2 separate regions of the Homo sapiens genome follow, and region 2 is linked to region 1. The links are chromatin loops, found by intact Hi-C in ENCODE. Cell type or tissue: natural killer cell. All regions are shown on one strand. Links, peaks and the distances in the headings refer to the core of each region. The heading gives the core; the rest is flanking DNA.

The links. A loop is a pair of places that touch in the nucleus more often than their neighbours do. Peaks named below come from ENCODE experiments on the same cell type or tissue, not always from the same donor. Only the 100,000 strongest peaks of a DNase experiment are listed, where the experiment ranks them.
Region 2: it touches region 1 in a loop (2.4-fold over the local background); 26 of 110 quality-filtered maps call a loop at or near these places.

What each region holds. Positions count from the first base shown.
Region 1 is chr12:6,681,762-6,688,165 of GRCh38, reverse strand. The region is part of intron 2 of ZNF384 (zinc finger protein 384); the gene reads left to right. Among named protein-coding and RNA genes, the nearest start is that of ZNF384, 4.4 kb to the left of the region's middle. In natural killer cell, for the core only: a CTCF peak has its summit at 3,315 (motif pointing right); a DNase peak (open chromatin) is centred at 3,335.
Region 2 is chr12:6,569,506-6,572,018 of GRCh38, reverse strand. CHD4 (chromodomain helicase DNA binding protein 4) reads left to right here. Exons shown (of 40, transcript NM_001273.5): 39 at 987-1,150; 40 at 1,326-1,937. The coding sequence ends at 1,343. It overlaps CHD4-AS1 (CHD4 antisense RNA 1), which reads right to left. Exons shown (of 3, transcript NR_199067.1): 1 at 2,489-2,513. Among named protein-coding and RNA genes, the nearest start is that of CHD4-AS1, 2.4 kb to the right of the region's middle. RefSeq lists an enhancer at 1,422-1,716. In natural killer cell, for the core only: CTCF peaks have their summits at 1,335 and 1,548 (motif pointing left); a DNase peak (open chromatin) is centred at 1,548.

The sequences.
Region 1 (6,404 bases), core at 2,351-4,850:
TAAGATGATTTTTGGGTTAATGGCTTTTCTGGTTTTGGGGGAGAAGGGGTCACAACCAAATGGGGCGTGTGTGTGTTTCACAATGTGATAGAATACTTAAAGTAATAGCAATTGTAATGCTGAGATTGTTGTGGAGAGAAATCAGTTTTTTTCTATTATCTCTTGAGGGTCAGGAAGTTTTTGTGTAAAAAGTTGGCGCTATCCCCCATCACTTTCCATTCCTACTAATGCTCATCAGGAATGAAATATGAAATGCTCAGGTGAAGCCACTGAATAGTGTTGCCTTGTGTCCAAAGGGGAAATCTTTATTCTGCTTTGGGACACAAAGACCCTAAATGCCAATATAGTCCTTATGGAATTGCTTTCCTGTGTCTGGAACAAGCAGAGCTGAGTTTAGAATGGAGTTCCTATCCCAAATAGTCCAGTGGAGTGTTAGAAGTGGGTCTGTGGAGTGATTAGAATCTGTGACACAGGGTTATTTGAATTTGGTATGGCAAGATGAAATTTTCAGGGGAAAAAAAAAACTGCTTCATGGTTAGTCTGGAGTGAAGTGGATAAAACTGTACGGAGTAGACTCCAGAAGTAGGTCTGGAAGAGTTTCGGGTAGCCTGAAAATGACAGTGAGTGGACCTAAAGAGTTTGAGTTCAGAACTTATGATCCCAGAGGTTGGTTTATAAAATGCCCTGTGGGTTTCTGAGCCAAGTTGTTGATTAAATATTGGGTACATATCTCTTCTTCTCCAGTCTTATTTATTTATTTTGGCCTCACATTCCCCAGATCCATCATTTATAGTGGAACAGACAGGGCAAGGAGAACCACCGTGCCGTCCCTCCCACAGGATGCAGGGTAAAGTGGTCCGGTGGTGCCCAGGCTAGAAGCTGTTGGCCCAGGTTGCCAGCTGTGTGGTGGTAGCAGTCCTGTTTAGTTTGTTTGTGTATGGTGTGATGATGTTTCCCAGTAACATTGGGGTGCATTTGTTCTGAGTTACTTGTACTTGGAAGAGTTTATGGATACTGGCGGGAAAGCGTCACATCCTACTGGGATGGCCCTTCTTGAATGTCTTTAGACCCTGAGAGAAAGAGATTTTGTTTCCTTTTGGAGAAACAAAAAAAACTTTCTCTGTGTTTCTTCATTTCAAGTCTTGAGCTAAGGTAACCTTTCTGCAGTTGTGTGTTTTGGAATGGTTTCTCAATAGCGTCTTAAGTTCTTTCTGTAGTTGAATTCAAGTTGATTGTTTTTTTCCATCTTTTTCTTGTTGATGCTACTTGTAGATGATTTCTAAACCGGAGGCTATAGATTTGTTACTTTTGGGTAGTTCCTTTGTAATTATGTAGTCCTTATGTAATTTTCACTAATTGTCGCTAATAGTCCTCATCTTGTGGAAGTGTTTCTGTAACTCTTCTTTTCAGGAGCACTTGGGGCATTTCATTCTTTCTCTTTTTTGTGCTGCCTTTATCTCATCACCATATGCCTTACAAACTTATTTATACAGGCCTCATCCTCTTCCATCCTCCATCCTGATAGAAACCTAGTAAAATGGTTAATTCATCCACTTAAATAGTTAAGAGTCATCCACTGATATAGGACCTAGAATTAGAATTCACAAGTCTTGGCCGGGCACGGTGGCTTACGCCTGTAATCTCAGCACTTTGGGAGGCTGAGGAGAGCGGATCACCTGAGGTCAGAAGTTCAAGACCAGCCTGGCCAACATAGCAAAATCCCGTCTCTACTAGAAATACAAAAATTATCCAGATGTGTTGGCAAGCGCCTGTAATCCCAGCTACTTGGGAGGCTGAGGCAGGAGAATTGCTTGAACCCAGGAGGTGGAGGTTGCAGTGAGCTGAGATCACGCCATTACACTTCAGCCTGGGCAACAAAATGAGACTCTGTCTCATAAAAAAAGAATTCAGAAGTCTTGATTCCCAAGGCCATTCTCTAGCTACTGAACTTGATGAGTGTATTTCATGGTTTTCTAAGGGTTGGTTGTGTTAAGGGAATGCTGTTTTCTTGGGGAAAGAAAATCATGCTTTATTTGAAAAAACAACAGTAAAAAAACAATTAGTGGGTTCTGGGAAAGAGATGGTGGTCTTCACCATATCTGCCAAAAACACCTGCTGGAGGCCATGTCATCTTTATCCCTGGATGGTTGGTAGCATTACGGAAGGATGTGGTCAGATAGACAAAGCTCTGGGCCAAGAGTTCAAGTCCTACCGTGTTTCACGACTATTATTAATACTTGATAGTGTCTCTCTTCTTTATCTCCTGAGGGCTTCTGAGATTTGAGATTGGAGAAGGAATATGTAGTTCCTTGTGTCTCTTAAGAGAAAATTACTCTCCAACTTAATTAGAGTAAACCTGCCTTCTTTTTTTTTTTTTTTTTTTTTTTTTGAGACTGAGTCTCGCTCTGTCGCCCAGGCTGGAGTGCAGTGGTCTGATCTCCTTTCACTGCAACCTCCACTCCACCTCCCAGGTTCAGGCAATTCCCTGTCTCAGCCTCCTGAGTAGTTGGGATTACAGGCGCATGCCACCATGCCCAGCTAATTTTTTGTATTTTAGTAGAGATGGGATTTCACCATGTTGCCCAGGCTGGTCTTGAACTCCTAAGCTCAGGCAGTCCACCTGCCTCGGCCTCCCAAAGTGCTAGGATTACAGGTGTGAGCCACCTCGCCCAGCAGTAAACCTCCCTTCCTATTAACAGAACAGTTGAGGCTTGGTGCAATAGTAAAGTTGATATGAGAACCCAGATTTTCAGCCTGCCAGCATTTTTCTTTCCACCAAATTATATCTTTCCTTCTCTTCTGTTTTTTCTTTCCTTTCTATTTCTTTTTCTTTTTTTCTTTTTGAGACAGGGTCTCACTCTTTTGGCCAGACTGGAGTGCAGTGGCGTGATAATGGCTGACTGCAGCCTCGACTTCCTGGGCTCAAGCAATCCTCCTGCCTCAGCCTCCCAAGTAACTGGGACTACAGGTGTGAGCCACCATGCCCGGCTACTTTTTTAATTTTTTGTAGATACAGGGTCTCCCTATTTTGCCCAGACTGTTCTTGAATTCCTGGGCTCAAGTGATTCTCTTACTTTGGCCTCCCAAAGTACTTTCTTTAAATATATAGGCATAATCATTAAAATTGGCACTCTCTGTGTAGACATGAGTTTTCTGTGTAACATCAGTGGGCTTCTTTGGGTGATAAGAATGTTGATATGTGCCTGATTGAATGTTGGGATGATTTGGAGAAATTTCCTCCACGAAAGATAGAGTAAGCGGTAAAACAGACAGTAAGCAGATATTTGAGTGATCTGGCCCCAGAACGCCCTGTTACACAACTCTAGGGGGCGCCATTTACATTGTATTCTAGCAATAGTTTTGATTCTTAGCTCTCCATTGATCTCATTTCAGGAGTACAAAGATGAAGTCAGCCTCATCAGTAGCACAGTGGCATAGCATTTCTCAGGTGTCATTTTGCTGGTAAAGGTTGCTTATAGTTGGATGAGCAGTTCTCTCTGTGGTCTCCCTTTTGGGCTGACCTATTTATCGGAAGCTGGTAACGCATATGTAGTGTCTTGTCCTTGGACCAGACACACCAGTTTATTGGATGCAATAAACTAGGCATCCAAGTAAGTGGAGGGGCTTTTTATTTATTTTCCTTTGTAAAGTCCGGCCTCTTTATTCAGGCTCTGTCATCCTAAAGTAAGTTATCTTGGTAGCTAAGTGAGGTTTCACAGAATAAGGAATATGACCTTGAACTGCATGTCATTTTGCTGTTATCAAAAACTTCAATTTTGAAAACATTTTTTGAGAACTAGCTGGAAAATAGTTCATTCCTGGAAATATTCTAAATTTTATTTCCTGGATCAAGCCATAACATCAGAAAGTGTGTACTACAGTTATATGGTTTTGGTTCCTTGTAGAACCCCTTTCCTTAACTTGCCCTTTGGTGCCTGGATTCACATTCCTGCTTTGCTATTTACTGTTGGACTCTGTGCCTCCAGTTTCCTCATTTCAAATGGGAATTACAGTACCTACCTCATTGTTGCAGGGACTAAATGATGTAGTAGTTGTAAAGTGCTTAGAACACTACCTTGAACACAATAAGTGCTTAATAAGTTTTAATGATAATGATAGTGGTGATATTGTCCACCAGTTTTTTTTTTTGAGACGGATTCTCACTCTGTTGCCCAGGCTCGAGTGCAGTGGTGCGATCTTGGCACACTGCAACCTCCACCTCCCAGGTTCAGGTGATTCTCCTTTCTCAGCCTCCTGAATAGCTGGGACTACAGGCGTGCGCCACCATGCCTGGCTAATATTTGTACTTTCAGTAGAGACAAGGTTTCACCATCTTGGCCAGACTGGTCTTGAACTTCTGACCTTGTGATCCACCTGCCTTGGCCTCCCAAAGTGCTGGGATTGCAGGCATGAGCCACCGTGCTCAGCCTCCTCCTTCCTACGTTTTCACATCCATAGTGCATTTACTTTACTTCCTTGATTCTTTTTTTTTTTTTTTTTTTTTGAGACAGGGTCTTGCTCTGTCACCCAGGCTGGACTGTGGTGGTGCAATCTCGACTTACTGCACTCAGGTGATTCTCCTGCCTCAGCCTCCCAAGTAGCTGGGACTACAGGTGTGTGCCACCACACCTTGCTAATTTTTGTATTTTTATTAGAGATGGGGTTTTGCCGTGTTGGCCAGGGTGATCTTGAACTCCTGAGCTCAAGTGACCCACCTACCTCGCCCTCCCAAAGTGTTAGGATTACAGGCATGAGCCACCACACCCAGCCAACTTCCTTGATTCTTTTGGGAAAATTATACATTGGCCCTTTCTTTCGTTTATTCTCCCTCCTAATTATTATTTTTAATCTTTTTTATTTTATTTTATTTTTTTTTTGAGACAGTCTTGCTCTGTTGCCCAGGCTGCAGTGCAGTGGTTAGATCTCGGCTCGCTGCAACCTCCACCTCCTGGGTTCAAGCAATTCTCCTGCCGCAGCCTCCTGAGTAGCTGGGATTACAGGCGTGTGCCACCATGCCTGGCTAATTTTTGTATTTTTAGTAGAGATGGGGTTTCACCATGTTGACCAGGCTGGTCTCAAAGTCCTGACCTCAAGTGATCCACCTGCCTCAGCCTCCCAAAGTGCAGGAATTACAGGCATGAGCCACCACACCCATTCTCTCCATCTTAATTCTCTACTTAATTCCCACCATTTATCACCACTCTTATCTCTTGTCTGTCATTTCTTTCCACTAGAAGGTTAGACAGGGATTATGCATTGAGACTTGAACCCCTAGCATTGTCTGCAAAATCTATATGTAGGTAGTCTACCGTTGTTCAATTCATTAAATATGTAATTGTGTCTTAGGTGATAAAGTCGTATGTTGGGGATATTTGTAAGATACAGATGTAAAAGATGTGATTGCTCCTTCCCAAAAAGTTTGGCAAGATTGAATTCTCTTAAACTGTGATCTGATTGTATCTTGATTCTGTTGCCTGAAAACGTGAGACTCCCATCTTTGCTTTGTTTTGTTTTTTGTTTGTTTTTGAGACAGGGTTTCTCTCTGTTACCCAGACTGGACTGCAATCTCTACTGACTTCAGCCTCTGCCTCTCGGGCTTAAATGATTCTCCTGCCTTAGCCTCCCAAGTAGCTGGGATTACATGCACCTGCCACCATGCCTGGCAAATGTTTGTATTTTTTGTAGAGATAGGGTTTCACCATGTTGCCTATGCTGGTGGACTCAAGCAATCTGTCCACCTCAGCCTCTCAAAGCGCTGGGATTACACACATGAGCCACCGCAACTTGCATGTTTTGTTTTGTTTTGTTTTGTTTTGTTTTGTTTTGTTTTGTTTTGTTTTGTTTTGGAGTTGGGGTCTTGCTCTGTTACCCAGGTTAGAGTACAGTAGTGTGTTCATAGCTCACTGCAGTCTTGAACTCCTGGGCTCAAGCAGTTTTCCCACCTCAGCCTTCCAAATACCTAGGATTATGGGTATGCACGACCGCACTCACCTCTTTTTTTTTCTTTTTCTTTTTTTTTTTTCAATTTTTTTTTTTTTAGAGACACGGTCTCAAATATATTGCTTAGCCTGGTCTCAAACTCCAGACCTCAAGTGATCCTCCTGCGTAGGCCTGCCAAAGTGTTGAGATTACAAGCATGAGCCACCACACTCAGCCGTAAGACCCCTTTGTAAAGCTATGGCTGGAAGGACCAAGTTAGTACCTGTATCAGATACTGATTAGTTTTATTGTGTTTTATAACTCAGAAAACAGAATTGATGTATACTTGATCTTTGGTCATTTAATAGCGAGCCTGTTTATGTGAAGCTGTTGTAGTCACAGATTTGGTACATTGCACCCTCGCTACTTTTTAAAAAGGCTGAAATACAGTTTTTCCCTTTATAGATTTTATGAAAATTGGGGGT
Region 2 (2,513 bases), core at 1-2,500, 110 kb after region 1:
GAGTAGCTGGGACTACAGGCATGCCCGGCTAATTTTGGGTTTTTTTGTTTGTTTTTTGAGATGGAGTTTTGCTCTTGTTGCCCAGGCTGGAGAGCAATGGCGCGATCTCAGTTCACCACAATCTCCGCCTCCCGGGTTCAAGCGATTCTCCTGCCTCAGCTTCCCAAGTTGCTGGGATTACAGGCGCCTGCCACCATGCCCAGCTAATTTTTTGTATTTTTAGTAGAGATGGGGTTTCACCATGTTGGCCAGGCTGGTCTTGAACTCCTGATCTCAGGTGATCCACCGCCTCTGCCTCCCAAAGTGCTGGGATTATAGGCATGAGCCACTGCGCCCCAGCTAATTTTGTATTTTTAGTAGAGATGGGGTTTCTCCATGTTGGTTAGCCTAGTCTTGTACTCCCGACCTCAGGTGACCCGCCTGCCTTGGCCTCCCAAAGTGCTGGGATTACAGGTGTGAGCCACTGCACCCGGCCACCTCTTTTAACTTTAAACATATTCAGGTTCTTGAGATGGAAAGCAAAGCAGAATAATACAGTGTCATTTGCGATACTTTAGAGGTAACTTCAGGTGATAAAAGATCCCTTCAAATTCTAGACCCCTTTCAACATTTTGTTTCTAATTAAAGTAAAAGGTTATGAGGAGGCGGAGGGTGAAATAAGGAAAAGAATGCTGTTATAATGGAGGTGGGGAGACAGATTCTGAAGGTAGAGAAGAGAAAAAACGAATAAGCTCAAGAAGAGGAAATACAATAATAGTAAGGGATAGTGAAGGTTTAGGTGACTTTAAAAAGCACAAAATCATGGACAGTTGGAACTGGAATATGAGGAGTAGGAATTTGAACATGGTGGAGGTCAGGTCAGATGACAGAAGACAATACATCACAGTTACTTGGTCACTGAGAAGTGATGGGGGGCTGGTCCACTAGGGTAGAGGGAGCTCAGTCTGGGCCACCACAGCTCACCACCTCTTTTTCTCCCTATGCAGTTCTGAAACAGCTGGAAGAACTGCTGAGTGACATGAAAGCTGATGTGACTCGACTCCCAGCTACCATTGCCCGAATTCCCCCAGTTGCTGTGAGGTTACAGATGTCAGAGCGTAACATTCTCAGCCGCCTGGCAAACCGGGCACCCGAACCTACCCCACAGCAGGTAGGACCATTTTCTTCTTGACACCACCTCTTCCTGCAGAACCATTCTGGAGCTTGTAACTTTGCTGTATGTCCCTAGCTTTACATACTGGGTGGGTGGCCTATCAGTGAATTCCCTTGAGATTGGGTGGATTCCTATCATCTGGAATTCTGACTCCTCGGGTCTCCTTCTCTAGGTAGCCCAGCAGCAGTGAAGATGCAGACTGATACCACCTCCACCGCTGAGCAGTGACCTTCCTCACTTTCTCTTGTCCCAGCTTCTCCCCTGGGGGCCTGAGAGACCCTCACCTTCCTTCTGCCCATCTTCCATGTTGTAAAGGAACAGCCCCAGTGCACTGGGGGAGGGGAGGGAGTGAGGGGCAGTGGTGCCCTTCCTGCAGAAGAGACATGCAGCAGTAGCGCTGGCGCCATCTGCAGGAGCTGGCGGGCTGGCCTTCTGGACCCTGGCTTCTCCCCACTGTAACGCCTGTTACACACAAACTGTTGTGGGTTCCTGCCAGGCTTGAAGAAAATGATCTGAATTTTTTCCTCCTTTTGGTTTTATTTTGTTGGTTTATTTTGTGTTTTCTTTTCTCCTTTTTGGGGGGTATTCAGAGTGGGCTGGGCCCCTGGGCGAGACACAGCTACCTCTGTTGGCATCTTTTTAATACCAGGAACCCAGCGGCTCTAGCCACTGAGCGGCTAAATGAAATAAAGTGGAAAAAAAAAAAAAGGAAAAAACCAAAAGCATAAAAAACCACAGCAAATTTCTTGATGAAAATTGAAAATAAAAGTTTCCTTGTATTTTAGTGCTCTGGTTCAGTGTGGGTGTAGGTGCAGGTGGATGAGTGTGTGCGGCAGGAGCCTGGCACCTGTATAGTTGAAAATTAAGGGCTACGTGGTGTCCTGATACCCCACTGAGTAACTGGGTTCTGTGTGTGGGTGCAGTATGTGCCTTGCCAACGTTGACTTCCACCTGTGGAAAATGAGAGGCTGCAAAACTGCGGGCACCGCCGCTTAATGGCTCTGTGACCTTGAGCAAGTTGTTTAACTTTGGTGGGATGCAGATATCTCATGTATACCTCATACGGTTGTCAAGTTAAACCAGTGAAGTACATGGAACGGTTTTAACACCTAACCACTACCTTAATGTTAGTTTCTAGGAAGGCTGAGGGGGGTTTTCTTGCTAAGTTGTGCAAAATTGGGATGCAATTTGTGGAAGAACACAGCCTCAATCCCACACCCCCGGAGGCCCGACCTAACGTCCTCCAACCTTGAAACCCTTGTAGTTCACCCCTTCTCATGTCCCAGACCAGGTCAGCCTTGCAACCCGTTGTTTCCCAACTAATTGTAGACCCACCTGAAAGCGAGTTCCGGCGAAGAGG